Regions from separate parts of the Homo sapiens genome. Here region 2 is linked to region 1. The links are chromatin loops, found by intact Hi-C in ENCODE. Cell type or tissue: psoas muscle. All regions are shown on one strand. Each heading gives the region's core, and the rest is flanking DNA. Links, peaks and the distances in the headings are about the cores only. Region 1 holds the start of LOC124903320 (a long non-coding RNA gene). Region 2 has its middle 94 kb from the start of LINC00520.

Region 1 (15,387 bases), core at 6,583-11,582:
TTTACCAAACTGTCAATAAAGACACGAGAATTTAGAATTCAAGACTTTGCTTTCTTGGATTCTGGGTTTTCCTTCCTATTCTAAAAATGTTTGAAATGGGCACCAAGTATTCAATCTGTGTACAGATCATTAAGATTTTGTGTTTAAGATCTGCCAGGTTATGGTGCAGTAACAAAGAACCCCCAGATCTCAATAACTGAAAACCACAAAGGTTTTTATTTCATGTTCTACACCACAGGTCCCTCTCAGGCTGGCAGGGCATTCTGCCCAGCACAGTCACTCAAGGACACAGGCTGATGGAGCAGCCAATCACCACTTCCCGGGGGAAAAGGAGAGCTCTGGAGAATCTTGCATCAGCAAGGAAATGGTCTGGCCTGGAAGCAAACCACACTAACCATGACCACAGAGGACCTGCTTAAGATTGCTCTGACCTTAGGTCCTTTCTCTGCTTCTCACTAACCATGTGGCTTGAACATGTCACTACAACTCTTGGAGGCTCAGATTCCTTATCTGAAAAATGAGAACAATACAAGTTAGTCATCAAATTGCCCTGAAGGATAAATGAGATAATAAATATATAGAACCACATACTAGAGGCTCAATAAATGACAGTATTTTGGGGTTTTTTTTAACATGTTAAAGAAAAGACTTCCATGGAACCCAGTGGGCTCACAAGGATGTGTGCTTTTGCTCACTTGCACCACATTATACACAAAATTCTTGAAAATATATAATAAGCCACGATACGTACATGTCTCAAGGCTCTCACTGCCACAAACTGTAGTTTCTGACAGTTTAATTTTGTATGTAGGAAAAGGTAACCTGCAAGTAACTGAAGAATTCACCCAGAGTTGTTCCATAATCAAGAAGGTGTAACACCCAACTTTGTGTCTCCTGACTTCCACTGTAATCTACCATCTCATTGCTATGCGCTTCCTTTCCCGCATGTGGGAGAGAAGGAAGAACAGTATACTATGCCCCAGGACAACATCTTTCACAGCAGGCTTTTAGACAAGAATCAGGTAAGTCCAAAGGTTATTGTCATTATTTATATGCAATGATCACTCTTCACAGCTGTATTTTCTATGATAACTAAGAAAAATTAAAGAGATCAAAAAATGATTACAATTATAATTATGGCTCACATTTACTGAGAATTTACCCTGTGCCACTTCCTATTTTATGAACTTTTTAGGATTATCTCATTTAATCCTCACACTAACCCTAAAAGGTGGGTTACATTATTATCCCATTTCGCAGGTGAGAGAACTGAGACACCCTGAGGTGAAGTGTCTTGCCCAAGGTCTCCTGTACAGTAAGTGGCAGAGTTAGGATTCAATCTCAGGATATTGTATTTTGGAGGCCATGTTCTTAAACTCCTCAGGATGGCTATAATATACAGTTATTATTTTGAAATCTCACTTACCAGAAAAAGGAAATGATGGCTAATACAATTGCTCTATAGGTTAAAGGACTGTGCTAAGAACCAGAGGTTCATTCATATTGTTTTATTCTCATCCATGATTACACTCACCATCTCCCTAGCAGCAGATAATTAAACAGCAGGAAAGTTCTTGAGCAGATAAAGAAAGATCAGAAGGATAGGGTAAGATTGGAACATAGAGAATATGATCAACTGATATTTACTGAATGAGTGAATGGGAAATTCATCATCACTAATTGAAGAAAACTCAAACTATTAGTAGTCAACTGCATTCCTTTTATAAATGAAATTCATTATTTCAACTGTGTCAGCCCTTCAACACAAGCTACGCATGCCAGATTCTGCATATTGAACCTCATTGTACCACCGATTTTTTTTTTTAATAAACCAAGAAAGACAGTTTATGGAACAGAGTGTTTTTAGGAAGTGTCATAGGGTGGAGGAAAGAGAAGGAACTCCTGCCCGTCTTCAGGGAGAGAAAAAAGTCCCCGTGGATGGAACAGGAGGGCTCCATCAGGCCTGAGAGGTACTTTTGCAATGTTATGGGACCAATAAATTAGAAAGGTAATTTAGTACCTATTATTTGATTTCTCACCTAAAGGAAATTGTAAAATTTCAAATCTGTGAATTTCAGGTAGGACCAAGTCATTTGTACTTCCCCAAGATGTCACAGCTTATGCTCTATCAAACAAAACAAATCTCTTTCCAGATGAAGACAACAGCATTAAATGTAATTCTCTGTGTGTTTTAAAATGAATAACCAATTAGCAATTATTCAGTCATGAACAAACAGAACTTACTCTGTTCCTCTTCCTGAATTCTCAGAAATACTTGGAATTTAATGGGATGTAATTTATGAGACAAAGCCCATTTTTTCTTTCACATGACAAAATGGACTGCAATGAACAATTTCTGTGATCACAGAGAATGGTCACTATTGCTGGTTGTGGGCTGCAGAGGTAACAGGAGCTGGCCAGGGTAGGTTAATACCACATACCGGGCCTTGTCAGTCAACAGCCTTCAGAGCACACAATTCCACCTGCTGTTCTTGCTTCCTAGGCTGTGCTTGTTGAGAAAGACTCAGCCCAAGCACAAGTAGTGAATGGTTCATGGTACCCGCCAGCAATGGGGATAGGAAACATGGGTGCTGATAACTTGTGGGGGAGGCAGAGGTCAATCAAAATTCATAATCGAAACAGTTATGTAACAGTCACCAAATCATCAATTTGTTATCAATGACCTTCAAGTCAACTGGAATAGATGAGCTTCACTGAACCAACATAGGATTAAGGAAACCCAGAGGGGAACCCTATGGCTTTTTGACTGTCACGGAATGTTGATTCAAAAATGATGGAAGAATCTCTCCTGTTTGGTCCCTAAGCAGACTTGTGGCTCCCAAGAAGCCTTCCTCATATCTTCATGTTTATCTGGGCTAGGTCATGGTGGAAATGACCTGGAAACGTAGATACCCAGCACCCACCACCATACACATATCTGTGTGCCTGTTACAGGACCTAAGTTGTTACTTCCCTCTAGGCAGGAACTATACCTAACTGTCAAATGGCTCTCTATAGAGGCCATAGCTCACCTGTGCCATAGATATACAAACATACTTTTGTCAAACCAGCAACATATATAGTCTTTGGCAGTATCATGATTTTGTCAATAAATACCTAGACATACCAGCTCACACTTTCCACCAGCATAGTTTCTCCCTGTTCTGCAGAGTCACAGCTCAATGGAGGGGCGCATGGATGGCTGCCAAGGGAGGGAGAGGGAAAGAAGCCCAAAAGGGTGGGGCATCTATCCCACTCCACAGCCAGGGCTGCTGCACAATCTGTCTAATACATCACTTGAGGAGGAGTTTGATTCTTTAAAAAATTTGGAAATCATTGTTCTAGAAGGTCTCCAGTTTGTCAGAAAAGTAAGATTTGTATTTAGTGTGCCTCAGCACAGAGAAGCAACTTTTTGTATAGAAATGTCCTGGCTGGGCATGGTGGCTCACACCTGTAATCCCAGCACTTTGGGAGGCTGAGGCAGGTGGATCACCTGAGGTCAGGAGTTTGAGACCAGCCTGACCAACTGGTGCAACCGCATCTCTACTAAAAATACAAAAATTAGCCAGGCATGGTGGCATGCACCTGTGGTTCCAGCTACCCCTCAGGGAGGCTGAGACAGAATTGCTTGAACCCAGGAGGCAGAGGTTGTAGTGAGCTGAGATCACTCCACTGCACTCCAGCCTGGGCGACAGAGCAAGACTCCATCTAAAAGAAAGAAGAAAGAGAGAAAGAAAGAGAGAAAGAAAAGAAAGAAAGAAAGAAAGAAAGAAAGAAAGAAAGAAGGAAGGAAGGAAGGAAGGAAGGAAGGAAGGAAGGAAAGAAAGAAGGAAAGAAAGAAAGGAAGGAAGGAAGGAAGGAAGGAAGGAAGGAAGGAAGGAAGAAAGAAAGAAAGAAAGAAAGAAAAAGAAAGAAAGAAAGAAAGAGAAGGAAGGGGAGGGAAGGAAGGAAGGAAGGAAGGAAGGAAGGAAGGAAGGAAGGAAGGAAGGAAGGAAGGAAATGTCCTGAATTTCCAGAGTAAGGTATTTTTCTTTCTCTACACTGAATATTAATTCAGCACTCCAGGAAGAACCAGCAACTCTGGGTGCCTCAACAGCCTGACAGGGCCCTTACTCTATTAACCAAAAAAAAACGCCATTAAGGGAAGGAGAAGAGAGATGAGCAAAACAAGAAGTAGAAAAAATGGTAGAAATACACCACCAAGGAAATGCTATCATGTTACCTTGCTCCGCGGGAATTTACTTAACCGTCTCCATAGGAATGGTCTGGCCCAGCTATTAAAAGGTTCACACAGAAAAAAGAAAAGTTGGGAGACAAAATTAGCTGAGTAGAGGCCATGTCTGCTTTTGGAAGGGCTATGGTCAACTCACAGTCCTGCTGAATCTACAGAGAGAGAGAGAAACTAGACCCCAGGCTGAGTAGTCTGTAGTGAATTTTGTATGCAGCTCTCAACAAAAGAGCACTCAGACACCCTGGCACCAAAGATATGAACAAGAAAACGCTGAGAACATATATCTGTTTATCCGTCTGTGATCCCAAAAGAACTCATTTAGTAAAAGGTCTTGGACTCCAAATGCATCAGTCTGTTTCCTTCCTGATGGTCCCTGCTACATATGTGGCCGCTTGGACATCTGAAAGGAAAGGGGCCTGTGCTATTCTGATGTTCATCCAGTAAACAACAAATTGGTGCTTAAAATGGGGAAGCGGGAAGCTCTTCCCAGAAGAATCCAGATTCCAGGATCTAAGGGGGTCATGTTGATCCTAGAAGCAGCCACTGTGTGAGGATCCTTCTGTCCATGAGGCCACCAAATCTATTCTGCTCCTGGGGACCAGACAAGGTAGGGAGTCTCACAAGCCACAGTGGAGAATGGGATTGGAGTTGATGGTGAGTGGAGGAAGAAATCCCAGGCTTGGGCATCGGGGGCTCACAACTCTGTCTGCTTCCAGCTCCTGGACCAGAGCAGCCCTTCCATGCGAAAACTAATGCTTCAACTTCACACACCCGGAGGTGCCTCCTGCCTGCCTTTACCCAAGTCTTCCACCTTTCATCACCCCTAAACCTTTTGTACCGCTGTGCTCCTTTCACAGTGGGGCCTGGATAGCCACTGCTTCTGAGGCCATAGTCCCAAAATACCATACACCAAAATGGGACTTCTTTGAAGACCCCCGGGAAAGTCTGTTTCAGTGACTTTTCCTCTAAACAGGGACTCCAGGGGAAGCTCCAATCTTGGTTTGGGGGGCATAGCTTCCATGCTGTGCCTCTGTGCTGTCTGCCGGAAGATTTTGAAGTGGAAAAGGACAGAGCTGTGTGGGTTGTGCACGGAGTGGTGTGGGTTCTGCTGGGTTGCTTTCTCTGATCCTCAAAGACCTTTTTCCATCCTACCTCCAATCTGACCCAGCCTAGGGCACTCTGAAGTCATGGATTGATCCTTTCTCTCCCACACATAAAGCAGCTTCTTTCATACTGATATTACCTAAGCAGCCTCTCACAATTAGGCTTGGAATGGAGGTTCAACAGCTTTGCTCTAGGGTGGCTTTGCTCTGGTATTTTCACTGTAATAGCTACAGAACCACTTAGGAACATTTCATAAACCCTGGAAATTTAAATTGGCTTTTCAGAGATCCATTAGCTCATGAAATCTTAGGTTGTGTCACTGTTGTGTGAGAACCCATAGAAACGGGTATGTAAAACAAGCCTCCAGCAACCACACGGTTCCTCACAGTGACTTCTCTATAGCCAGGGGCCAACAGATGTGACTAGCTAAAGTGATTGGCTAAAGGAGGGGGCGTTGTCATGGGAAACCAGGACATCTCACTTGCAGCATTTTCTTAACCCAGTGGGGAAAAATGTTCCAGTTCTTATTTTTCTGTTTGACAACAAGATGCTCAGCTATCTGGAATTCATCTGTGAAGAGTCCCACAGGAATTTGGCAGTGACATCAGAGCAAGGGAACTCATTCTAAGTGATTAAAATGGAAAGTTGTGGCCGCAACTTTCTAATATCACCAATTCACAACAGATTTTCAGTCCTCCGTGGCTGAACCACCACTTAGCTTTTTAGGAAGGAGAGACACAAGGCTCAGCCAGAGGAATTTGGATCATCTCACTACAATCGTGTGTGAAGGCAGAGGGCACAGACAAAAGAGAAGAGATGGGGCCGTCAAGGCAGGACCAGGTAAGCAGCAAAGAAATGAACTGTTCATCCCAATCAAACTTACCATGGAGAGACTAGATATACCTCTGTCCCAAAAGAACCCATTGAGCAGTCTTTGACTCCAAATGCGTCAGTCTGTCTCATCTTGGTTGTCCCTGAAACATACACAGCCATTTGGACGTCTGGAGGGAAGTGGGTCTGTGCTGTTCTCATGTTCGTCTGGTAAACAACAAACTGGTGCTTAAAATACATATACTGTGGCCGGGAGCGGTGGCTCACGCCTGTAATCCCAGCACTTTGGGAGGCCGAGGCGGGCGGATCAGGAGGTCAGGATATCGAGACCATCCTGGCTAACATGATGAAACCCCGTCTCTACTAAAAATACAAAAAAATTAGCTGGGCGTGGTGGTGGGCACCTGTAGTCCCAGCTACTCGGGAGGCTGAGGCAGGAGAATAGCGTGAACCCAGGAGGAGGAGCTTGCAGTGAGCCGACATCACACCACTGCACTCCAGCCTGGGCAACAGAGCGAGACTCCATCTCAAAAAAAAAAAAAAAAAAAAAATATATATATATATATATAGCATAACGTCGAGCTTTTGAGGTTGAGAGATCAGACCCCCCTCCCCAAGCAAAGTATATACCTCTCACATCAGAGCCACAGGGCTCTTTGCTTCTTGGACAGCCTAATCCATCAACCAAAGTCATCTTCCCTTAAAACTGAATGGGACAGGACAGTAATCTAGAGGAAAAGTTCAGAAGAAATTTCACTTTTTACTCTAAAACCCATGTTAGAGCACTCTCAGCCTGAATTCCTTGAAAACATGTCCTGAGACAAGGATTAAGGGCTAATGCTTTAGGAAGTACAGTGCCAGGGCATTGCACCTGAGGAAAAAGGAAAGCAAGTCAGGGAAGGATGGAGAGTAAATGCTGTCCACTGCTCCTCAACAAGTTTCAAGAGATGCATTCAATCCCCAACTCGTGTACCTTCTTGACCACACAAGACATCTCTGGCCAAGCTATATAGAGAAAAAATGTCCATCAAAGAGAAGAATGGACAGGGAATTTGTTTACCTAACTTCATTCTCATTGGTAGAATGTGACCCACAGTCACACTTTGAATTTCGGAGTTAAATTAAAAGACCTATTGCCCCCAGGGGATCCAGATGGCACATCTTGTGGCATGATGCTCATTCACGTCCAGCAGTGCCGCAGGGAGGAGGCAGAAAGACTCTGGGCCTCAGCCCCACATCAGAGCCTTGCCAGAGCCAGTGTCACTGCAGCAACTGAGATGGAGCAAGCCCTGAGTCTGGAACACAGGTGAGGCCAAGAGAATGAGGGCACCTGAGATGTGTCAGGTGAAATGACATGATACTTAATTAAAGGAAATTGTTTTGGCCAGGCACAGTGGCTGATGCCTGTAATCCCAGCACTTTGGGAGGCTGAGGTGGGCCGATCACTTGAGGCCAGGAGTTTGAGACCAGCCTGGCCAACATGGAGAAACCCCATCTCTACTAAAAATACAAAAATTACCTGGGTGTGGTGGTGCATGCTTGTAATCCCAGCTACTCGGGAGGTTGAGGCAGGAGAATCACTTGAACCTGGGAGGCGGAGGTTGCAGTGAGCCAAGATCGTGCCACTGCACTCTAGTCTGGGTGACAAAGTGAGACTCTGTCTCAAAAAAAAAAAATTGTTTCTCCTCATGCCTAGTTTTCAACATAGCTGTCCTCACTTCTGAATTCATCACTGGAATAGGCAAAAATCTAAAGTTCAGGAAGCCTGAAATGAAGCAAGGTCTCCCTGCCCCTCTGCCTCTAAGTGACCTTCTGGAATGGCAACGACTCCCATTGCCTCGTTGCACCTGCTCCCTGAGACAAGCTTTCTGTTCTCTGTCTACAGACACAGTAGTGACTGGGTAAAATCAGGTTGGCCCATTGGGCCAGTGGGGGACCCCAATCTAGATTTTGGTTTGATGATGAAGACAGAAAGAGCTATGCATCCCCTTTTCCATATGCTGAGGCAGTATATATAGCATAGGTTGAGAGTTTGAGGTTGGGCTTTGGAGTCAGACAGAGTAATGTCGTAACTCGGTCCACCACTTACCAGTTACGTAACCTTCCTCTCTGTTTCTTCATATGTAAAATAGGCATTAAACTAGTACCTCCTCACAGAGCTCTTGTGAGAATAAAATGAGACAATCCCAGTAAAGTGCCGAAACAGTGCCTGGTACCTAGAAGGCAGAAAATCTTAGCTATCATTACTAATAGAAATTCTCTTTCCCATTATTATACTTCATTTTTTGTCGTAGCTGCCAAAAAGTTGGGAGGTAAAGTGCAATTGCATTAGCCCTCATCATTCACAAATTCATTTATTCTCCTGATTTCCTGTACCGTTTTATTCTCATTATCGTGTGTGTGTCCTTTTATCTTGTTTCCCTTCATGCTTTCCTCCAGCCCCATGTCATTCCCATTTTTCTGGATAAAGGAACTGGCTGCTAATCTGTGCCCTGAACCCAACACTCCTTGTAGGGTAGGTGCCTGGTGAGCAGGCCCCTCACCACAGAGCCAGATTCCTGGAGGGCTGGGAGCTGACCCTTGCTTTGTGTGTGTCTAAAGAGGGCTACACCTCCATTAAAAGGCAAGCACAGCCAGGCAGAATCCAGCTGTCACTGCCTGGAGCACTGAGAGCAGCGGAGGACTGAGGAGGAGAGGGAATAAGAGTCTTTGACAATAGATAAACCACTCATCAGACCACCAAAACTGCCAAAGGCCAGCTCCTCACCTCATTGCTGTCCTAAGCCATTTAGTAACAGACAACACTGTTCTGGAGATGAAGGAGGCACCCTGCCCTACGCTCTCCTCCCCAAAACGGTGCATTCTGTTTCCTGCAGCAGTGAGTCTTTCATGTAATGGAGAGTTTATTAGTTGAGATTTAAAACTCAAAGCCACAGGATACAGATTGAATTGCAGTCTCCCCAAGGATCCTAAAGCTACAGACTCCCGAGTAACCTCCTTGTATTTCCAAAGGTCATACTCGCCTGTGTGATTCCCTTACAACTACCAAAGGGCACCCACAGCTGGCAGCCTCCCAGTGCGGCCTGGCACACTGTAAAGAGAGATTATGTAACTGCCAGTGACAGGGGATAGGGAAGAGGAGGGGAGCTCGCATCTGTGGATGATGCCTCTTACCATGCTCCATACTCACCGCAGCTCTGCATCCTTGCCTGCCAGGAAAGTAAGGTAGGCTTTGCCTGGCTGAAAGAAAATGTGCAGCAGGTACCCCTGCCATCTAGGGTAGAAGAGAGCCTCCTACTTCTTAGGTGCTGAGGATAAGCTTCTCCTGTGGGCACCCTCATGTTCCTTTGCCCCCAGGGCCTTTACGGCCATCCCCATTGTCTTGGTTCATCTTCTGCTACTATAACAGAATGCTACCAACTGGGCAAATTATAATGAACAGAAATTTATTTGGCTCATGGTTCTAGGGGCTGGAAAGTCCAAGATCGAGGGGATGGCATCTAGTGAGGCCTTCTTGCTGGGTCATAACATGGTGGAAGATATCATACGGCAAGAGAGACAAAAGAGAGGGCCAAACCTGCTTTTATAGCAAACCTACTCCCACAATAACAACATTCATCCATTAAAGGTCCCACCTGTCAACACTGTTGTGTTGGGGATTAAGTTTCCAACACATGAACTTCGGGGGACACATTCAAACCATAGCACCCATCTTCTCACAGCTCAGGCCACTGGGTGCAGACTGAGGATGAGTAATGAGGCCTGAAAAGGGGGAGGACCCATCACAAGCCACCAGTAGCCCTCTTTATGTCTCAGGAATCCCAGGTGAACCAGGAGAAATGGGCTGAAATAGCCAGTCTTATAGTCCTGAGAAATCATGTAATCCAAACCAAAACAAGCCAAGAAAACTCAGATACTGTCTGCTATGGGTAACACCAGAATAGTGCCTTCTCATTCATTTAGGCTCCAGCTAAACCCAACAAAATAAGCACAGCCATTCAAATTTCACAACCTCCAACTGTCAAAGTAGAATATTAATTTTATATAAATCAGAAATTTTATTGTTATTATTTAATTTTAAATAATAGCAAATTTAGTTACATAAAAATATTTAAATAAAAGTATTTAGCTTTATATAAATCAGAAATTAATTTTAATTTCTGAATGTGAGCCCCCATTTTGCTGATGGTAGTGAATTTCATCTTGCCAAGTTTAAATAAACGTCCAAGCACACTGTGTCTTCCCCATTACCACTGTAGTCCTCTCTCAGCTCCACCCTGCCCTTTCAGGAGGCATAAGGACCTTTGGATATTCTCTTTGCATTAAGATGGGGTATCAGGATTCCATGAGGCTAACGTCAGAGCCCTCTGGCTGTTGTCCAGTCATATGTGACTTCTCCACCGCTGTGGGGCCAGGCTGCCTGTGAAGAGCTCTAAGAAGTATGTGGTCTCCTTGGGCTGCACCATGGGCAGGGAAGTGCAAGTTACTATGCTCAAGAATCACCCAGACCTCTCTGGGTCTCTATCATCATCCCCCCAACCAGGGGCTTGGCTCTGACAGTGTGATCCTTTCTCTAAAACACTCCTGACATCAAATTCAATTTATCTCCTCCACTAACTCAAAAAGCAAAACCAAGGAAACGCCTCCAAAGCCAGGAAAAAGATTTGTATTTGGCAAGAAGGCTGTCCTTACATAATTATTCATTCTTTTTAATTCTATTGTTTATGAAATCAACCTTATCCTCCTTCAGGCATTTTGACTGCTGGAACTCAGATAATAATAAATAATAGTAATAATTTTTTTTTAAACAATAGCTTTTCTCTTCTTGGCAAGGAACTGCCAGCTTCACCGACCATGGTCTAATCCAAGGAGCTACAGAATCCACATGACCCTTTTATGGAGCCTCCCTGATTTCAGGCTCCTGCCCTGGATACAGAGCCAGAAAGAGCAAAGAAAGGAAATTCTGTGCTTTTCAAGTAAGTCAACCATCAGAGCCCAAAGGAAGTAAAAATAACTCAAGCTAGTGTCATGCAAGCACTTGTCCAACAAAAATAGAAGTGGCTCTGGCCATGAAAGGCTTTGTCTATACCACAATTGTCCCAAAGGGAAACACCAGTTAATCATGGTACCCTTCAAACGGCCATTTCTTGGTTATGTTCCCTTATTTCTGTGTTAGTTCCCTCTAACAGAAAAGTAAAGGAAAGAAAATTGAGAGGGAAGAATAGAGAAGGAGTGAGTAAGGATCAGCCCATAAGATATGGCAGCCCATAAGATAGAGATTTTTTAAAACAACACAGAAATTATTTGTTTGAGACACACATGCATAAATACTGAATATTAAATTTAATTTTAACTTTTTCTATATTAACCAAATTACCATTTTTAACTGTATACTACTGTAGTCTACATTTAAATTTCCTTACTTGTGCTAATAATATTCTTTAGAGTCCAATTTTCCTCCAGTATCCAAAATCCAATCATCGATTACACATCGATAGCAGTTAGTTGAATGTCTTGTTAGTTTCTTTTAATCTGGGATAGTTCCCAGACTTTTTGTCTTTTATGACACTGACTGTTTGAAGAATCCAGGCCAGTTGCTTTGCAGAATGTCCTTCAATTTGGGTTGATTTGGTTGTTTATTCTTGATTAGATTCAAATTCAATATTTTTGGCAGGAATTCTGTGCAGGTGGTGTTGTGTCCTCATATGTCACATCAGAGGCCATAATGATGATTTGTCTATTATTGATGTTAAGTTTGATCACTTAGTTATAGCAGTATCTGCCAAATTTCTCCACCATAAAAGTTCCCTTTTCCCTTTGTAATTAGTAAGTAATCTATGGGACGATACTTTGAGACTGTGAACATCCTCTTCCCCAACAACATTTCAGCCAATGGTTTTAGAAACCATTAATAATTCTTGCCTGAATTATTACTATGTAATAATTAAAATAATATAAAAATTAATAAAAATAATTGTAATAATATTACAATAATAATTATTTCAACCACCATAGTGGTTGAAAATGGTGCTTTTGTAATTCTATCATTTGTATTTATTAATTGGCATTCTTCTACAAAGAAAGGCTTTCCCTTCTCCCCTCCCCTTTTATTTAGTATAAATATAGATGGATAGGTTCTTTTTTAATGCAATGAGTTATTACTCATAACTGTTATTACTAATTTTGATTCTCAGGTTGTCCGAAATTTGTCCAGGGGAGCCCCTTGAAGCAAATCCTGTGTCATTTTGACACACCTTCAGTTTTAAACACCTTATGGTGGTATTTAAAATGAAAGAAAGAAATCAAGGTTGAAATGCTGAAGAAGGAAGAAGAGCCACAAAGGACAAGACAAGAGAAAGATAGTTCTGATGACAATGAAACTCTTTTTAACTAAAACAGAACTCTTGTCTTCAGCCAGAGCTCTCTGTTGTCCACCGCTGGGACTTAGATATATTCAGGAGCCACAGGGACAGGCCTGACAACAGGAAACATACATGGAAAGTCTCCTGGGAAGAACTCAAGATTTTTCACCTGATGGACTTTAAAGTATTAAGGCATGCCTGGCAAATAGTCTATTTTCAGAAGGGTGAAGGAAGGTAGGACTCATCCTAAGGAAAGAGACAGTTGGGCACAATGGATTGGTCCTTGGTTGTTAAAGGAGAATAGAAGTTATTAAAAATGAAAGTATGGGGGATACTACAGGAATCCACCTCCAGCCAGCCCTGTAGGTGAGAGAGAGGTAACTGAGAGGAATGGGAACTCTAGCTCATGGAGGTTCAAGCAACACTGCTTTGGAACCCTTCTAGCAGAAGGCAACACACCGGGGAGACAGCTGCACTTCCCCTTGGCAGCACAGCTTGTTATGGAATGAATGTTTGTGTCCCTAAAATTCATACACTGAAATCCTAATCCCCAATGTGATGGTATTAGGAGGTGGGGCCTTTGGGTGGTAAATAGGTCATGTGGGTGGAGCCATCACGAATGGGATTAATGCCCTTATAAAAGGGATCCAGAGAGTTGTCCCTCTCGTCCTCGCTCTCGCTCTTGCTCTCTTCCTCCCATGTGAAGACCCAAAGAGAAGTGAGCAGCCTGCAACCCAGGAGAGGGCCTGGCCTTGCCAGAACCTGGCCATGCTGCACCCTGACCTCAGACTTCTAGACCTCCGAGCTGCGAGAAATACACTTCTGTTGTTTATAAACCATCTAGTCTATGGTAATTAGTTATAGCAGCCCTAATGAGCTAAGACACAACCCCATACAGCTTTGGTTTCCAGGGAAGCCACAGCAGAATCTACTTTGGCTGGCAGATCACTTGCACCTGGTGGAACAGTGCAGACACTACCAGAGAGGGCTTCTTTATGAGAACCTTGGGACTGACCCACAGAAATACATGAAATGGAAAAGAAGATGAACTATTTAGATAACTCTACATGAACAGCCTAGGCCGATTAATTTAGGCTACAAAATAAATAGTCCTTTGCCTGGGAAGTAGACATGGAAGTTATAATGATCCCTGAAACAAAGGCTCAGTGGGGTCCTCCTGTGTCTCAAGGCCAACTAGCTAGTAAGTAGTACTCACAGGACCTGAACTCCTAGTCCAACATCCTCTCCACCTAGCAGAAAGGAAATGAAGGCAGATGTGGAATTCCAGAAGGATGGAAAGAGAAGTCAACATCGCCACAGTAAGAAAAGTGTGGATGAGAATGATGTAGGAAGAGTCAGAATGGTCTGCATACGAGAGCCAAGAAGGTCACCTCAGGAACCCCAAGACTGAGGAAGAGATTCCATGGAAGCCAAAGGTACCCCAGGGCAGCACCGTTAAGGGACAGGAGAGATCAGGAACATGCCCTACTGGCTCTGCCTCAGATGACCAACAAACACGGTCCATAGTCAAATGGAATGGGGAGAATAAAGGAAAAACTGCACCTCAACGAAAGCAGAAATGATCACAGGCAGAATCACAGTGGGGAAAGAAGGCAAGAAGCAGGAACAATGAAACAAAAGTCGATGTCAGGCCTTTGTTGGGCAATACCCACTATTCATAAGTATTTGTGATAGACGAAGATGCCCTCAGGGAAACACTTCAACAAAAGCACAAGATCAAACCTTGACGGGAATGGCTGCCAGTCCCTAATACAAACCTTTGCTTATTTATTTTAAATCTCTGAGCATCACTTACAGGAAAAATAAACTTTCCTTCCAAAACTAAGTTTGCTTATATGCATTGTCTATTGCCTCCCCCTAGTGATTGGATATGTGAAATGCCATAAGAATCTATTGGCAGAGCTGGAGAAATTAAGTGACCGCGATGATGGTGATGACAATGACGATGATGATGATGATGATGCCTTTTTATACTTGAACAGTACTGCATGCTCCTCAAAGTGCTTTCACACAGGTAATTTCATGTATCTGGATAACTACTTTGTAAAATAGACAATATGGATTCCACTTCCAAATCATCTCACACTGACATTGCTTTGGAGCCTATTAATCAAAATCCGAGACAGAAAACTACCTAGGGATTTGGAGTCAGACCTACATTTGTAGCCTGGTGCCACCATGCACCCCTTTGTGATTTCGAGCCAGTGGCTTAAACCATGAGCCTCCATTTCCATATGTGTAAAAGGGGTTGAGACTGTATATATCATAGAGATACAATAACCACTATATGAATCATTCAGTACTGGCTTGAGCACTGTGCCTGGTGTGAGGTAAGACCTTTTAAAATGTCATGGTGGTGGTTGTTGTTGCTGCTGCTGCTGCTGCTGCTTGTTAATGGCATCTTTTAGGAGTGGTCTTTCACTTCCTCAGGATCACATTTATGATTTCTGAGCCTGCTGGGAGACAATTCTTCCTTGTATCTAACTGAAAAACATGTACTTTACTTAAATCTACTTTCAACCAGATGCAGGAGCTTGTGCCTGTAATCCCAGTGCTTTGGGAGGCTGAGGCAGGAGGATCGCTTAAGGCCAGGAGTTCAAGTCTGCAGTGAACCATGATCACACCACTGCACTACAGCCTGGGTGACAGAGCAAGACCCTGTCTCAGAAAAAAAAAAAAAAAATCTACTTCTCTTTCTCAATTTTCCTTATTTTCCAGTTATTTTTCCCTCCTTGGCCTGGCTTATGACCTGTCTTAGGGTTCATTTCTAAAGCAGAAGAACCTTGGCCTGACAAGAAGTGCAAAATTGCAGGGTGTCCTTTCCAGATGCTCCTTCAG
Region 2 (15,387 bases), core at 4,091-9,090, 180 kb before region 1:
TGAGCCACTCTGAGGTCCTCATCTTGGGCAGTCCATGGCTTGAAAGGAAATGAGGGGAGAGAAGGAAGTAGCACGGGTAAATAGTCATGATCTATGGGGAAGTGACATCCTCAAACCAAGAAGTCCAGGTGTGAGGATCAGCATAGGAGCCTCTAATGTGGCAGCTGGCAGGACAGCAGATCAGAGGGCTAAGAATTGTTTTTGAATGAAGAGACCTCTTACTGCAGTAACTTGATCAGCATCACAAAATCCAGACAGGGCTGAGGGACAGCATCATTTCCTAGACATAAGGCCAGAGTGGCCTGATTTCCTCAGGCCGAAGCTGGGATTCTAGTTTTAATGACAAAGCTTTGGCCCTTAGACTCAGGATCTAGAGATACATTTTGTCTGAAAGTTAAGGAAAGGAATGAAGAAGAATCATAGTACATGACTAGGGCAGCATAAAAGAATGTCTGGCCCCCCACATCTGTCACTGGGTCTCAAGCAGAGCCTTCGTTGCCAGCAACGTCCCTTCAAGATCAAGTCGTCAGCTCCGTAACCAGCTTATGCCAGGCTAGAACCTCATGGCCCCCAGTGATCAGTTACAAGCTGTCTCCACCATGAAGAGCTATCTTGGATCCTCAAATCTGTAGGACTCAGGCCAATGTGATTTTTTCACATCTAGAAAAATATGCTTTTGGGAAAGAAACCACTAAACTCAATCACTCTGGGTAAATGACTTTGATGATATGAATATGGTATGGTATGGTATGGTATGGTATGGTATGGTATGGTATGGTATGGTATGGTATGGTACAGTATTAGTTCTGATATGTTTGCACTTCAGTCATAAGAAGCCTTTATCCCAAAAATTGATCAACTAAGTTGGAGAAGTATTGGGAGATCAAGAGCATAAGACTTATGGTTAAGCTTTTCCATATTTCCTTCGCACCAGATGGGAATACGGGTATGGAGGGGTTGAGGGTAGGGGTTTCTGGGATAATATGATTGAGAGCAACAATGAAGTAACAGTTAAGGACAAGAGTCTGTTCCTGCCTTCACAAGTAAGCGGCTGTAGGACAATGGGCAAGTCAACTATCCTTTCTGTGACATAGTTACCTTTGGATAAAATCAGAATAACAATACTTTCTACCCTTACATGGGAATTATGAGGATCAAATGAGGTGATAGATGTGGACAACTTTACTAAATACATACAAATACATGACATAATATTGTGTGCTAATGTTGTCAACAATGAGATTGTGTGAGGAGGGTGGATTTGTTAAACAGAGATGTAGAAAGCAACACAGTCCCACACAATCATTCTCAGCATGGACCCTCCTAGTAGCAGAAGTGACTCCTACCACCAAGGAAAGCAAAACACACACACACACACACATACACACGCTCTTACACAGTCTGTGAGTCTGTGGATATAGGACAGGGAGCTCAGGTTACAGAAAGAACTGCCAGGCCAAGGCACAGATCAAAGCTAATCCATGGTAAATGAGTAAAATGGTCAGGTAGAAATTTATAGAATTTACATTGAAGATTTTGTTATGCCTTCCACAGAAATAACTAATAAAAACTTGCTACTTAAAGTAAACTTTAGGAAGGAGAAATGAGAAGCAATCTACAAGTAATAGCAAGTGCCTTAAAACAAGGATGCCAACTCCAAGGCAGACAGCCTGGTAGAAGTGTAATAGAAACCAGGATTATGAAGCAAAACAGTTTTGTGGCCTCAAATAAGGTGCGACTAAGGAAGGAGGGCCTCAAAAGTTTTGCCAGCTGACTGTTGAGGAGAAGGATGGCCATTTCTGTGCCATCTAGCGTGTAAGACGTGCAACATTCATAGCCTGTGTGAGTGCAGCCAGGACCAGGGCCAGGGCATTGGCAGCCAGAACCCCCGGCATGAGGTGGACCCAAAAGGAAGGGGCAGTGGAAATGCTCCCCAAAGTAGCTGTATTAGTCCGTTTTCACACTGCTGATAAACACACACCCAAGACTGGGTAAGTTATAAAGAAAAAGAGGTTTAATGGACTCACAGTTCCACGTAGGTGGGGAGGCCTCACAATCATGGCAGAAGCCACCTCTTCACAGGGTGGCAGGAGAGAGAATGAGAGCCAAGTGGAAGGGGAAACCCCTCAGAAAACGCAGATCTTGTGAGACTCATTCACTACCATGAGAACAATATGGGGGAAACTGGCCCCGTGATTCAATTATCTCCCACTGGGTCCCTCCCACAACACGTGGGAATTATGGGAGCTACAATTCAAGATGAGGTTCAGGTGAGGACACAGAGCCAAACCATATCCGTAGCTGAGAAGACAGCTTTCCTTCAGGAGCACCTAGGAGCTTACTCCTCCCCCTCCGAGGGCTGGCTGAGGTTCCAGTGATTTTCCTAGGAGAGGCTGCCCCAGACACAATACGAACCTCCAATTCCTCAGTGCACCCAGGCTGATGTGGCCACAGGAAGCAAAGCTGCTTGTGCATCATAAGGGTACAATTCTCCAGTTTGGTGCTTAAGAAAATAAAGCGCAAGTGAGGCCAACTTGCTTTCCATTGCCTACTTGAACCCTCCCTCCAAGTGCTTCCAACTTTAAAAGCAACTGGAACACAGAAAGCTCACTGGTAGTTAAAAATTCAGACAGAGTTCGACATGGATTACTTTTGTTCCTGGAATCTGTGTGGGCAGCTTTTCTTTAGTCCTCGACACTTAGCAAGGGACAAGGGACCACAGAAATTACAAAGGCAAGCTTCTAGAGAGCAATCCGTGGTGAGCTGTAATATGTTTACTTATGAATTAGCCTTTAATCAACAGATTTAATATTAATTAAAAATTCATAAGCTGCTCTTTGCATAGAAATGACATAATTATGTCTCTGATTCAACTTAAAGTGTCCACTGCAGAATGTGTAAAATGTTAATTAGTAGCGAAATGCACTTAAGAAAAAAATTCTTTTAATTATGTAATAAGGCTCATTACAATGGGTAATCAACAAAGCTGCCAAATTAGCCCTCTGGTGGCATTTTTCTACATAGAGCAAACAAACTTTTGTTTGTAGACAAGGTGTGGGGGTGTGTGTGTGTGTGTGTGTGTGTGTGTGTGAATAGACAGATTTTAAATTGCTGTGGAGAAGGAAGCAGCAGTAAGTCCCAGAAACAGTTAGAAATGACCTTGTAATCTCTCAATTCTGTCAGACAGTAAAGATGACGCAGATAAAGGAAGAAAGTCTGAAGTATTCCTCCACTAGTTGAGCAAATGCTCAAAACCTCCACTGGGTCTCACCCGATGTGGTGTGATCTTTCGGAGACCTGAGCTCTTTCTAATAGTGGTAGGAGTTCAGGCAGCAAGAGTATTAACAGGTATTGAGATAGCATCAACAGAATATAGAATATCAAAGAAACAGAAAATGTGATCCCTGCTTTTCATTGATATGACCCCAAAAACTGAGTCTCCATCCATCCCGTTTGTGCAGATGCCAGCGTCAAGAACTCATCAAACACACATTTGTGGGCCAGGCACAGTGGCTCACGCCTATAATCCCAGCACTCTCGTAGGCCGAGGCAGAAGGATCACTTGAGATCAAGAGATCGAGACCATCCTGGCCAACATGGTGAAACCCCATCTCTACTAAAAATACAAAACTTAGCCAGGCATGGTTGTGCATGCCTGTAATCCCAGCTACTCAGGAGGCTGAGGTGGGAGTAATCACTTGAACCTGGGAGGTGGAGGTTGCAGTGAGCCGAGATTGTGCCACTGCACTCCATCCTGGGCAACAGAATGAGACTCCGTCTCAAAAAAAAAAATTGTGAACAAAGATGCAACCCATCCATCAGTGGTTCACCATTCACTCATTCATTCATTAAGCCCAGTGCCAGGGGCACACAGAGGACAAAGGTTTGCTTCCAAGCAGCTCTTGAAAGCAGCTTGAGGAGCAAATTTAGGCTTTGAAAATCAGACCATCCCAGATTCCACACATCATAGCCTCATCCTCACTACACAGAGCCACAGGAGCTTAGGCAAATAACTGTTGAGACTCAATGTCCTCATCTACATGGGGGTTACTTTGTCTGCTTGGTGGAGTTCTATAAAGGTTCCAGTGAGACAATCAATGTAAAGGATTTGGCCCCCGCACGGCAAAAGGCAGTGCACAATGACTGTCTCTGCCCCATCCTCACTTCGTGGCTGGTGCTGCTTTGTCAGCCTTAGCTAAATTTAACACACAGTATGATATAAAGACAGTGGATTTTAAGAAATTCTCCATGGACTTTAAATTAACTAATGTTGGTATTAAGCTGGGTAGCCCTGAAAAGTTACGAAGGTTTCAGACCCACCTCTAGATGAGTGCAGAGCTACTGCATCTGAATGAGGATGATCAAGGAGGTCTTGGGCACCTTTCTATATTCAGTGGCTCAGAATACCTAGCTCACAGAGGGTGCTTAATACATGTGGAATTAACAAATGCATGAATCTGCTAGGCAGGCCACCCAGTGCACACGAACTAGCCCAAAGCAGGGAACAACCGAGAGCTTAATCACCCAGTTTAAGCAGACTTGCTGAGACCCTCTTTGCAAGGAGGCTGCCAACTGTCAGATTTCGCGGCTCCAGCAGAGGCACTGATCCATCTTGGAGCCTATGAGTTCATTCTGACAAATGCCTGGAACGTGAAATGGAATGAGGTTGCCATAGTGGATGTGTTCCAGGATGGATCAGGGATCCATCCAAGATGAGCTTGCCCAGTCTGTAATGCACAGGCTCAGTTCTAAAGTAAGCAGCCAATGCCACTGAGATCTCCTTACCACGCTCTCCCGCTGCCAGGATATGCCTTGTTTAGAAAGGAGGGCCAGAGCCTGTGTATGAAAACCAGGAGATCAGCACCAGCCAGGGCAAGGGCAGAAAGACTCTGAAATGTTCTGTTCAGCCTCAACCACTTCTGGTTGCCCTCCTTACTCAGATATTGCTTTTACAAAAGAATTTAATGAACAGTAAAGGATAGATTGCTTAGCTAGAGATAGATGATAGGTAGGTAGGTAGGTAGGTAGGTAGATACATAGATACATAAACATAGATGGATAGATAGAGAAGGTGGGAGGGTTCAGGCACGGCACTTTCCCAGAGGTATGAGCATTTACAAAGAGAATGCAAACCTTTAAAAAGGAAAATCCTGTGTGTGGGGATTCATGGGACAGCCCAAATTTGCCAGCTAAGTGGTACAGCCAGCCCTCAAACATAGGCTTTCTGATTCCAAATCATCATTTCAGGCTGCCCTCATACGTAACATTATATCCTAGGGAAATAAATATGAATAATCAGTTACTCTTGCTTTAAAAAATTCCTCCCACGACACAAAACCTGCTGTAGGAACAAAGTTAAGTTAAATAATTTGGGGGCTCTAATGACAACAATCAGATAATTGAGACAGGAAGAAACACCAAGTGTTTTGACTCCCAAAACCATTTTCTTATAACCCAATTTCAGTTTAAATCTACACAACAGCTGCTGGTGGTGTTACGTAATTCCCTAAAGGCACTACCTCCTAGAAGACAACATTGTAAATAACCGCATCAAATCCCAGCAAACTCTGGTCTCAGCAATGACCTTGAGGCTAATCGGACCTCTACTTTCTATATCCAACAGACACCCAGAAGTGCAGGATATGTCTGGGTGGGCTCCTCCAGGAGCTACATTCACTGTTGTAACCTACAAAACCATAGTAACAATCTCTATACAATTTGGATAATGACAGTCTGTAAGTGTGCTATTGGTTTTCATTATGATAGACCATATTACAAAACTAGCTATAAAATGTTAGATGGGCAGCAATGACCTTCATTTCAATATCAGATTCTTCCCTGACAGCCTCCTCAGTGTCCACTTCGGGATCACGCAGGTGCTGAGTTTCAGTCAGGGCATATGGGAACATTTTTGCTGTCCGTTTGTAATCAGAGCCATAGGAACTTGGGGTGCTTGTTAGCTCTGTAACTCAGATGTTAGCTGGGATTTCACAGACACTTAAGATCTAGGTAAGATGAATTCATGCCCTCTTATCAAAGCCCAAAGCCCTAAGCTCCCTCCTCAAAATTCCTCAGATCCTCAAATATTTATGCTTATATCATCTTTGACCTCCAATTCCCAGCTTCTGCTGTAATTTTGTTTTTCACTCTGCATCTTGTCCATTGATCTCTACTCTGGAATTGACCCAAACTAAGTATCCACTCTCCTAAATCCTCACCTTCAAAACAAGTTCAAATAGTAATAATTATTATTAATAACTAAGACATTGAGTACTTACTATATATCAAGCACTATTCAAAGCACCTATGTATAATGATGCATTTGGTCTGCCCAACAACCCTTTGAAAGATGTTCAGAACTGTTGCATGTACCATAATTAAGATTTGAGGATCACAGCGAAGCAACATCGCATTATGCACCCAAGAAAAACAATATACAATTCTGTCTAGTTCATTCTGGTTGCTCTGGTCTTCAGTTTTTTATAGTCTATCTCTGTCCCATGTAGCAAACCCAGCCTTTCACTCTCATCACATCTCCTTCTACTCTCTCCCATCCCAAATTTCCTCCTCACTTATTCTCCCTTAAATTAACCTAAGAACCTCTTTTTTTTTTTTTTTAGACGGAGTTTTGCTCTTGTCTCCCAGGCTGGAGTGCAATGGCGGGATCTCAGCTTACAGCAACCGCCGCCTCCTGGGAAGAATCTCTTTCTTATGCAGAGAAATTCTGCACCTACCCCCAAATTCACGTGTAGAAACAATTGCTATGCTCAGCAGAACAAGGAGACTCACTCTCCATGGGCAATGACTTCCCTTAGAAGGCAGCTTGGGTTATAAATAACACGTTTGCTTGAGGTTGTTGGTTCTTGTTGTTGTTATACCTAGAAACATATCAGGAATTGAACTGAAATCATTTGTGGACAATCACTTTTAATATTTTAAATTTAATTTCTTTGCATAGGTAGTACATTTTCAAGTTCTAAATTCAAAGAATTCAAAAGCATATACATAATAAGAATTCTCCTTTTGCCCCAGACCTCCAGCAACTGAATTCCTTTCCCAATAGCAACCAATTTCATCAAGTTGTGTACACTCCAGAAATATTTTAGGCATCTATAAATACACTTTCTGAAATTTCATCCTTCATTTTTTTATCATAATGATATGAAAATGGTAACATGTTTTGCCACTGTTTGGCACTTTGCTTCTTTCATTCAACAATAGCTCTTGGTGGTCATTCCATATTTACATGAACAGCCGCTTTATTCTTTGCTATGGTTGTGTATCTAACCAATTCCGTAGGGTGGACATTTATGTTGGTTCCAACCTTCTTCTCTTATAAACTATAGCACAATTAATAATATACCCATTAATCATCTCACATGTGTGTTCACACATAGACATTTAGGTTGATTCCGTATCTTGGCTATTGTGAATAGTGCTGCAATAAATACAGGGGTGCAGATATCACTTTGACATACTGGCTTCATTTCCTTTGAATATACACCCAGTAGTTGTACTGCTGGATGATATGGTAGTTCCATTTTTTTTCTTTTTGAGGAACCCTATATTATTTTCCATAATGGTTGTCCTAATTTATATTCCTACCAACAGTGTGTAAGGGTACCCTTTACTCCACATCCTTGACAATGCTTGTTATCTTTTGTCTTTTTGATGATAGCTATTCTTACTGGAGTGAGGTGACGTTTCACTGTGGTTTTAACTTGCATGTCCAGACCTTCCATGAACTGAGTTCAAGTTCTTTTTGCCCTATCTTCAACCGATCTTCTGCCCACCCTACACTCCAGGTCGACTGATCTCCCAGCTCATCCTCATCCACTCTCAGAGCATTTCTGCTTAAGATGCCTTCCTCAACCTCATTTTTCCACAATCTCTCCTCCAGGAATTCTTCTTCCTGGGCCCCTATCCCTCCAGTATCAGTGTATTCCTTTTCTGGACTCTTCTAGTGTTCTATTTATACCTCGCTATTGGCCTATTCTGCATTGTGATATGTGTATTTATTCATCTAACATTCGACAAGTATTATTTAGGCTCCATGATGTGCCGGGCACTGTGCTAAGTGCTGAGTAGACAGAGGTGACCAAAGCAGTGAGGAGCTCAGTCTGGAGCTCCTCGCAGAGCTCTAACCATCTAGAGGCCTGAATGGAGGCCTAAATCTCCTACCAGGGCAGTGGTTCTTAACGGCAGGTGGTGGTGGCCGTTTTGTCCCCCTGTGGGACATCTGGCAATGTCTGGAGACATTTTTGGTTGTCACAACTGGAAAGGGGTGCATTGCTATATAGTGAGTAGAGGCCAGGGGTGTTACTAAGCATCCTTCAATTCATAGAACCTGCACCCATAACAAAGAATTATCTGGCCAACCTGGACAACATAGTAACACCCCATCTCTACTAAAATTTTTTTAATTAGCCAGACATGGTGGTGCACCCCTGTAGTCCCAGCTACTCAGGAGGCTGAGGTGAGGGGATTGCTTGAGCCCAGGAGGTCGAGGCTTCAGTGAGTCATGATGGTGCTACTGTACTCCAGCCTGGGTGACAGAGCAAGACCCCATCTCAAAAAAAAAAAAAAAAAAGAAAGAAAGAAAAGAAAAAATTATCTGGCTGCAAATGCCAAATGTCAATAGTTGCTGAATGGAGAGACATTGTCCTAGATTTAAAAAATAAATAAAATTAAGTACCTAGGGAGGGGAGTGTGTTTATTGCTTAGTTTAATATTCTCCAAAACCCCCAACACAGTGACTTGATACATAGTAGCTCCTACATATTTTCAGGAATAAAAATGGTACCCTTAGGATATAGGAAAGAGATAAGTTTTAATTAGGAAAAGCAATAAGAAATATTAGTTAATTTCAGAGGGGAGATCATAGTCTAAACTTCTTTGCCATGGGTATGGTAAATTAAGTTAGTATTTTATGCTCCATTGTTATGTTTTCTTCATTATAATATTTATCATATAAATCCACCAACTTACATAACTCATTGGGAAAGCAAGGGATTAATTAGGCAATTTCAAGATGCATAAATACATTAATATTAACAAAATATATATGGTGACTGGGGAACACATTAAGAGACATAAATCAATGATAATATAGCAGAGCAAACTTACCAGCAGAAAGCAGGCTTGCAATGTCTACAAATGTTCTTTTGTATTTAATAATGTGACAGATTCCTGGCACAATCCTCGTATTTGTTATAGGGCTATTAATTTCATCATACGCACCTTGCATGAACTTGCTTTATTGCATTTGTGAGTATAATGGGAAAGGTCATGAGAGGTCACTGCCACGGCAATGACTTGGCATCCACAGCTTTTGAAATGATTCCTGGGCGCACAGCAAAGACAAACCTCTGGCAAGGAATGGCGTTCTGATGTGCTAACAGGATGCCCACAGACATGCATATCAGGTTCAGGCTACCTGGGAGCTCTAGCCAAGCCCAGAGTCTCCTTATATCTGCGGGATTTTCCTCCCAGCTGTCCAAGGAAGACTTTATTCAAAGGTATAAATCCCCAACACTTCAGTCTTAGAATCTTACTGAGAGCTGTAATTGGGCCCTTTTCATTTTACAGAGAGTGAAACTAAGGCAGAAAGAGTTGAGGTGGTTGCCAAAGGCAGACAACTGGCTGATAGATGACCTGGTCTAGAGGCCTCTGAGGCTACTAACATCTCTTTACCTTTTCTGATTTAAAATCAAATAATCTCCCACTATTAAAGAGAGATTACACTTAATATACCCATTGCTAGCAACTGGCTTCTTTATTTCATGTATTATTTGGTTTCAAATGCATTTTACCGTTGAAAGAGGCTTTGTATACCTTTAACCAAACATGGATATGTTAATTTACGCATTTGTCAATGTCTGGTGGTTGATGTCTGTGGAGCAGCCAGTGTCTAATCAAGAAAATGGAAAATATTCCAGATATTTCAGAGGGCATTTCATACAGGTAAATGGTTCATGGGGTGTTGGAGGGATTGGGGAGCACAAAAATCCAAACTGCAAAATTGCTCAAAGATAAGTAACTGTGGAAAGGGCTTAGAAGAGCAAGGGGGACATGATGTCCTGGCTCATGTCCACTGCACTCTCCTGGCTGCCACAGTAGGAATCACCTGGCTGCTGAGGAGGAACCCAGGAGAGGCGCTTGCTGCCCACTGATGCTGCTTCCATTGCTGCTACTGCTGCCTGGAGCTGATAGTCTCCCATCACTACCTCCCATTGGCAGAATCTAGTAAGCCAGCTGGCTAAGAAGTCTGAGAGGCATAGTTTCAGGCTTTTCCTGTCCCAGAAGTAGAAAGGTGGGTAAAAAAAGGCTAAGTATGAAGTTGAGTGACCACTCTTCCATTGAAAATTCTGTGCATGTCTCATGTAAGAACAAACTGCACGTGTATTTTTAAAACGTGCCCATTGTTGCTCCCATGTCATCCAGTCTTCATCATCTTTTATTCCTATTTTTTCTCTTTCCTTCCTTCTTCATATATTCTGGGCTAAGCAATGCATTTGGCATTGGGAATGCCAAGTGAACCAGACAGTGTTCCTGCTCCATGAGAGTTATAATTTATGCCAATGGTAAGACAAACCTTTTGAGCTCTTCCAAATTTTTTTCTTGTTTTCATTTTTGTTTTTACTTTTCCCATTTCTAACTTTCCCAGGATAGTAATTCCCTTATTTAAATGACATACAGATGCTGCTTAATATTCATGAATTAGAGAGCTGTTTACACTCCTACGGTAAACATAAATCATTTGTCTAATAGGATGCAATTTCAAGATTAAGAGAGGATACTAGTTAACGAGTGTGTGTGAATTTTATCGTCTTATTCTTCATAGCTGAGACTCAGTCAAGGCTTTCTGTATGTTTATTGTAATCAGCCTAAGGGATATTAATAAATAATATTTTTCAAGACAAAAAAGATGAAAACATAGTTTGTATATATGGATCTCTCTCTCCCTCTCTCTCTCTCTCTCTCTCTCTCTCTCTCTCTCTCTATATATATATATATATATATATATATTTTTTTTTTTTTTTTTTTTTTTTTGAGACAGAGTTTTGCTCTCGTTGCCCAGGCTAGAGTGCAATGGCACAATCTCAGCTCAACGCAACCTCTACCTCTCATGTTCAAGCAATTTTCCTGCCTCAGCCTCCTGAATAGCTGGGATTACAGGCATGCACCACCATGCCTGGCTAATTTTGTATTTTTAGTAGAGATGGGGTTTCTCCATGTTGGTCAGGCTGGTCTCGAACTCCCAACCTCAGGTGATCCACCCATCTCAGCCTCCCAAAGTGCTGGGATTACAGGTGTCAGCCACCGTGCCTGGCAGGATCTATATTTCTCATAGAGCTTCTCTGCAAAATGCATAAAAACCAGTTTGTTCACTCATTGAGCTAAATGTATTGATGGTTACCAGTGTATCCAGTGCTTGGTGCTAAGTATACAGACGAACATAAGAAAGAAACCCTGTTCTCCAGAACTTGCCACCTACTGGAGTCAATTAACAGTGACAGCCTGGGGTACAGAATGCCTAATGAAGGGGTAAGAACACACAGAGAGAGGGTGCCCACGTCAGCCGGAGGACTCAGGGAAGGTTTCCAAGAGAAGGAAGGATTTCAATGAATTTGAAGGTGGGTACAAATCAAGTGAATAAGGGAGAGGAGGAGAAGGCCTTTCAACCCCAGGGCACATTGCACAAGAAAGGTCATGAGATAGGTATTAAGGAAGGTGCAAGGATGACTTCTATCAAGCGTGAAATGAGATGACACTGTGGTTGTTAGCAGGAGTTGGGCTTTGGAAGTTTTAAACTAATGTGCAAAGGGCTTTATTCCTAAGGAGGTGGTGAGCCACCTACCAGCTTTGGAGGGGAGAATAAGATCATTCTGGGAGCAGCATGGAGGATGGATTGAAAGGAATCAAGACTGAGACAGAGGGAACAGTTGGAAGACATTGTGGTCCCTAGATGAGAAATGACAAGGACAGAAATTGTGAAGCTGGAGGGGGAGATGAAGAGCAGAAGGCAGAGCCAAGAAATATACAAGCTAGAGAGTCAATAACATAGAGTGAGAAGAGGAATGCTGTGAGAGGGCAAGGAGGATCTCAAATGCCTTCCAGGATGCTGATTTGGGTGACCTGCAGGCTGGTGGTCCAATGACCAAAGCCAGGAAACATAGGAGCAGGACAAGTTAGCAGAGACAGATAGTGAGTAGTGGAAGATGGCTGGGGGAGAAGGGGAGTTCCATTTTTAACACGTTCAAATTCAAATGCCTAAGAAACATCCCCATGAAAAGACCCAGTGTTTGGTGGGCAACATGGATGTGGAACTCAGTGGACAGGCCTGAGCTGAGCTGTCTGCATGGCTTTGAGAGTCATCTGCTTTGTAAGTGAAGCCACGGATGTGGAAGAAATAACTCACATGGGAGAGAAGAAGGCTAAGGATAAATTGCCTGAAAACATCGACGTTTAAAGGACTTACAAAGTGAAAGAAACTCACAAAGAAAAGGGAAAGAATGGTCAGAACTGCAGGAGGAAAAAAAGTATGCCTGTTCTGCTCTTCTTCATCTTATGCACCTGGATCCCCCAGGTTGTTTCTGTTGGAAACCAGTTGTCCATCCTTTCGTATCCTATTCTTCAGTGAGTTCTATCATTACATTTTCAAAACAGATCACAACTCTGTGTGCCTCTCCTTACACTACTGGCAGCATCTGGGTCCTGGTTCAAGCCCCTGGACTACGTGATCTTCACCTCCCCACTCATCCTTAATTCCCCCTTGCTCAGCTGTAATCCAGAGAACCTGCCTGTTTTGTTCATTCAACACAGCAGTAGTTTGTTGAATGATTGAATGATTGAATAAATGTAGAACTGCCTAATGGTACAAAGAAATTGGGAAAATTCTTTTGATTGGGCATTCGGGAAGACTTTGGTAAAGCCATTCTCCTGGAGAGGTAGAAGGTGTTAGTAGCTGTGTCTTTAATTCTCCGTGATGTTAGTGACAGGGATTATTCTCTGCGGCCAGAGGTTACTCTCTTGCCTGTAGACAGAAGAGCTGAAATTAAACTATTTCTTAAGATTTTAAGTTTCCATAGAGAAGGGGATTTTTTTTGGATGATCAAAAATATCCATTGCTACTCAGTGCCTCATGCTTTTAAGGAAATCATAGCATTAACTGTCCAAATCTTGAATCTTCCTTAAACCTCCCACTAAAATTTTGATATATCATAAATGTCAGTGCCTCTAATGAGATACCAGTACCAAATCCCCTGGGGTCCTCATACGCTTTCTATGTCACATCTTGGCAACTTTCAGGAAGTGAGGTAAGGGATTTTGTGCCTTCTACATCAGAACCAAATTGAGGAGTAGATGCTTTCACAATGGAAAATTTATCTCACTAGGTACATGTCTGCCAGACCATTACTGCACCTTTCTGTAACCTTTATGAGGTGTGGAGTGAGTGGGTTTTAAAGAGGGAAAAAAAAAATCCTCTAACAGGATTTCTCATGAGTCAATTGCCAGAGTTGGCAGAAAGAGTAAAACTGAGTTGATGAGGAAGGAGGGGCTGGAGTTTTGCTGCAGGACTTGGGCCTCATTAGTGCTTGGCACAGAGGCCTAATGGAAGGCTTAAAGTATTGTTGGGACAATCCCTCAGATTCCCGAGTCTGGGGACTGTCTCCAGAAAAAGATGAGTAAACAAGTGTGCAGCATCAGCGTTGGAGTCAGCATGCCCAGGCAAGAACTGCGGCCCGATATTTATTGCTCTGCCAATGCTTCCCATTAAGGATGTCCCCTGAAGGCTCTAGTATTGGACACCATTTTTCAGATAGAAATTTAGTAACTCAATTGGCATCCACCTGGGCCCCATGGCAAGTGGGACTAAAGCTTGTTTTCCCTTCAAGTGACAACACAGTGATAAATAGATCTACCATCTTTCCCTCCACTGTAATACTCACCCTCTGGCCCTCCTGCATAGGAAAAATGTTTTCATCTTTCCTTGCTAGAAAGAGGTGTGCATTAACCCGGTTCTCCCAAGCCCAGCTCTAAGCGGAGTATAGGCGGAGAGCTGGGTTTGGGATTTGGTGATTGTTGATGACACCCGACTTTCCTTAAGGTCATTCTGCCCCAGAAGAAAGCTCAGATTGTCAGACTGCAATGAGTGTTCCCTCCCTTTTAGCTGCCTTGCAAGATAGGGAATTAGTCCCAAGACTGTCAAAGTCATAACAGCTGTGGAGGAAATCCAACATGGAAGGGGCTCAGAGAGGGCCCAGGGGAAAGGGCTGCCTTGCCGACAAAGCACTAAGGATGTCCTTGAGCTGAGTTTATCAAAGAGATCAGTTCACGATGGGCTGTTCCCCACGATATTGGAGATAGATGGCAACCAGTATCCCAAGACCCTGAGTTTGCTCCAGGCTGATTTTCCAGGAGCATAGAGATCTTCACCAGAGATCAGAAGCAAAGCACCGGAATCCACAACAGGCGCCTTAAAAGCAGCCCTGAGCAGAAGCTGCCAGAGGAAGGTGTGCTTCCTCCTCCCTCCTGATACCCCTGGCACCTAAGATTCCCAGGTCTTGGAGCCTGGGCTTCAAAGCAAGGCCATCTAAATGGTCACAACAAAACCAACCAACAGCCCAGACACGGTAGCTCACGCCTGTAGTCCCAGCACTTTGGGAGGCCAAGGCAGGCAGATCGCATGAGGTCAGGAGTTCGAGACCTGCCTGGCCAACATGGCGAAACCCCATCTCTACTAAAAATACAGAAAATTAACTGGGCTTGGTGGTGTGCACCTGTAATCCCAGCTACTCAAGAGGCTGAGGCACAAGAATCGCTTGAACCCGGGAGGCAGAGATTGCAATGAATCGAGATTGCCTCACTGCCCTCCAGCCTGGGTGAAAGAGCGAGACTCCATCTCAAAAAAAAAAAAAAAAAAAAAAACCAAGAAGGTGCCCCTCTGGAGACCTCCAGCTTCTATCTCCTGCCAAGTTCCTCCCACCTGGGTCTTGAATGCTGCATCTGGGAGCAGGGTGTCCTCTGTGCTCGTGAACAAATGTAGGCTCTCGTGCCTCAACCCTGGCCCAGCTTCAGAATCATTTAGGGGAGCTCTTAAAGAAATAAATGTTCAGGCCCCACCTGCAGACACACTGGAGGCGTGTGGAATTTTAAAGGTGGCGCCCAGGAATTTTAAATCATTTTGAAAAGAGACTTGATGCTGATGCAGCTATCCATGGGCTCACTTTGAAATCACAGTGCTGTAGAGAGGAAGGATTCCAATCTGATTTCAAATCTCTGCTTTGCCACCAACTGGCTTAATATGTAGACAAGCTCTTTTAACATCTCCACATCCTAATTTCCTTACCTCTGTGGTACAGGTAATATATTGACGTTTATAAA

Evidence for each region. A loop is a pair of places that touch in the nucleus more often than their neighbours do. Peaks named below come from ENCODE experiments on the same cell type or tissue, not always from the same donor. Only the 100,000 strongest peaks of a DNase experiment are listed, where the experiment ranks them.
Region 2: a loop joins it to region 1, with 3 times the contacts of the local background. A loop is called at or near these places in 1 of 110 quality-filtered maps.

The regions. Positions count from the first base shown.
Region 1 is chr14:55,706,546-55,721,932 of GRCh38, reverse strand. It overlaps LOC124903320 (a long non-coding RNA gene), which reads right to left and starts at 6,432. Exons shown (of 2, transcript XR_007064179.1): 1 at 6,219-6,432; 2 at 198-510. In psoas muscle, for the core only: no CTCF peak of the experiment used is centred there; a DNase peak (open chromatin) is centred at 9,242.
Region 2 is chr14:55,883,230-55,898,616 of GRCh38, reverse strand. No RefSeq gene overlaps it. Among named protein-coding and RNA genes, the nearest start is that of LINC00520, 94 kb to the right of the region's middle. In psoas muscle, for the core only: no CTCF peak of the experiment used is centred there; no DNase peak of the experiment used is centred there; H3K27ac peaks cover 277 bases.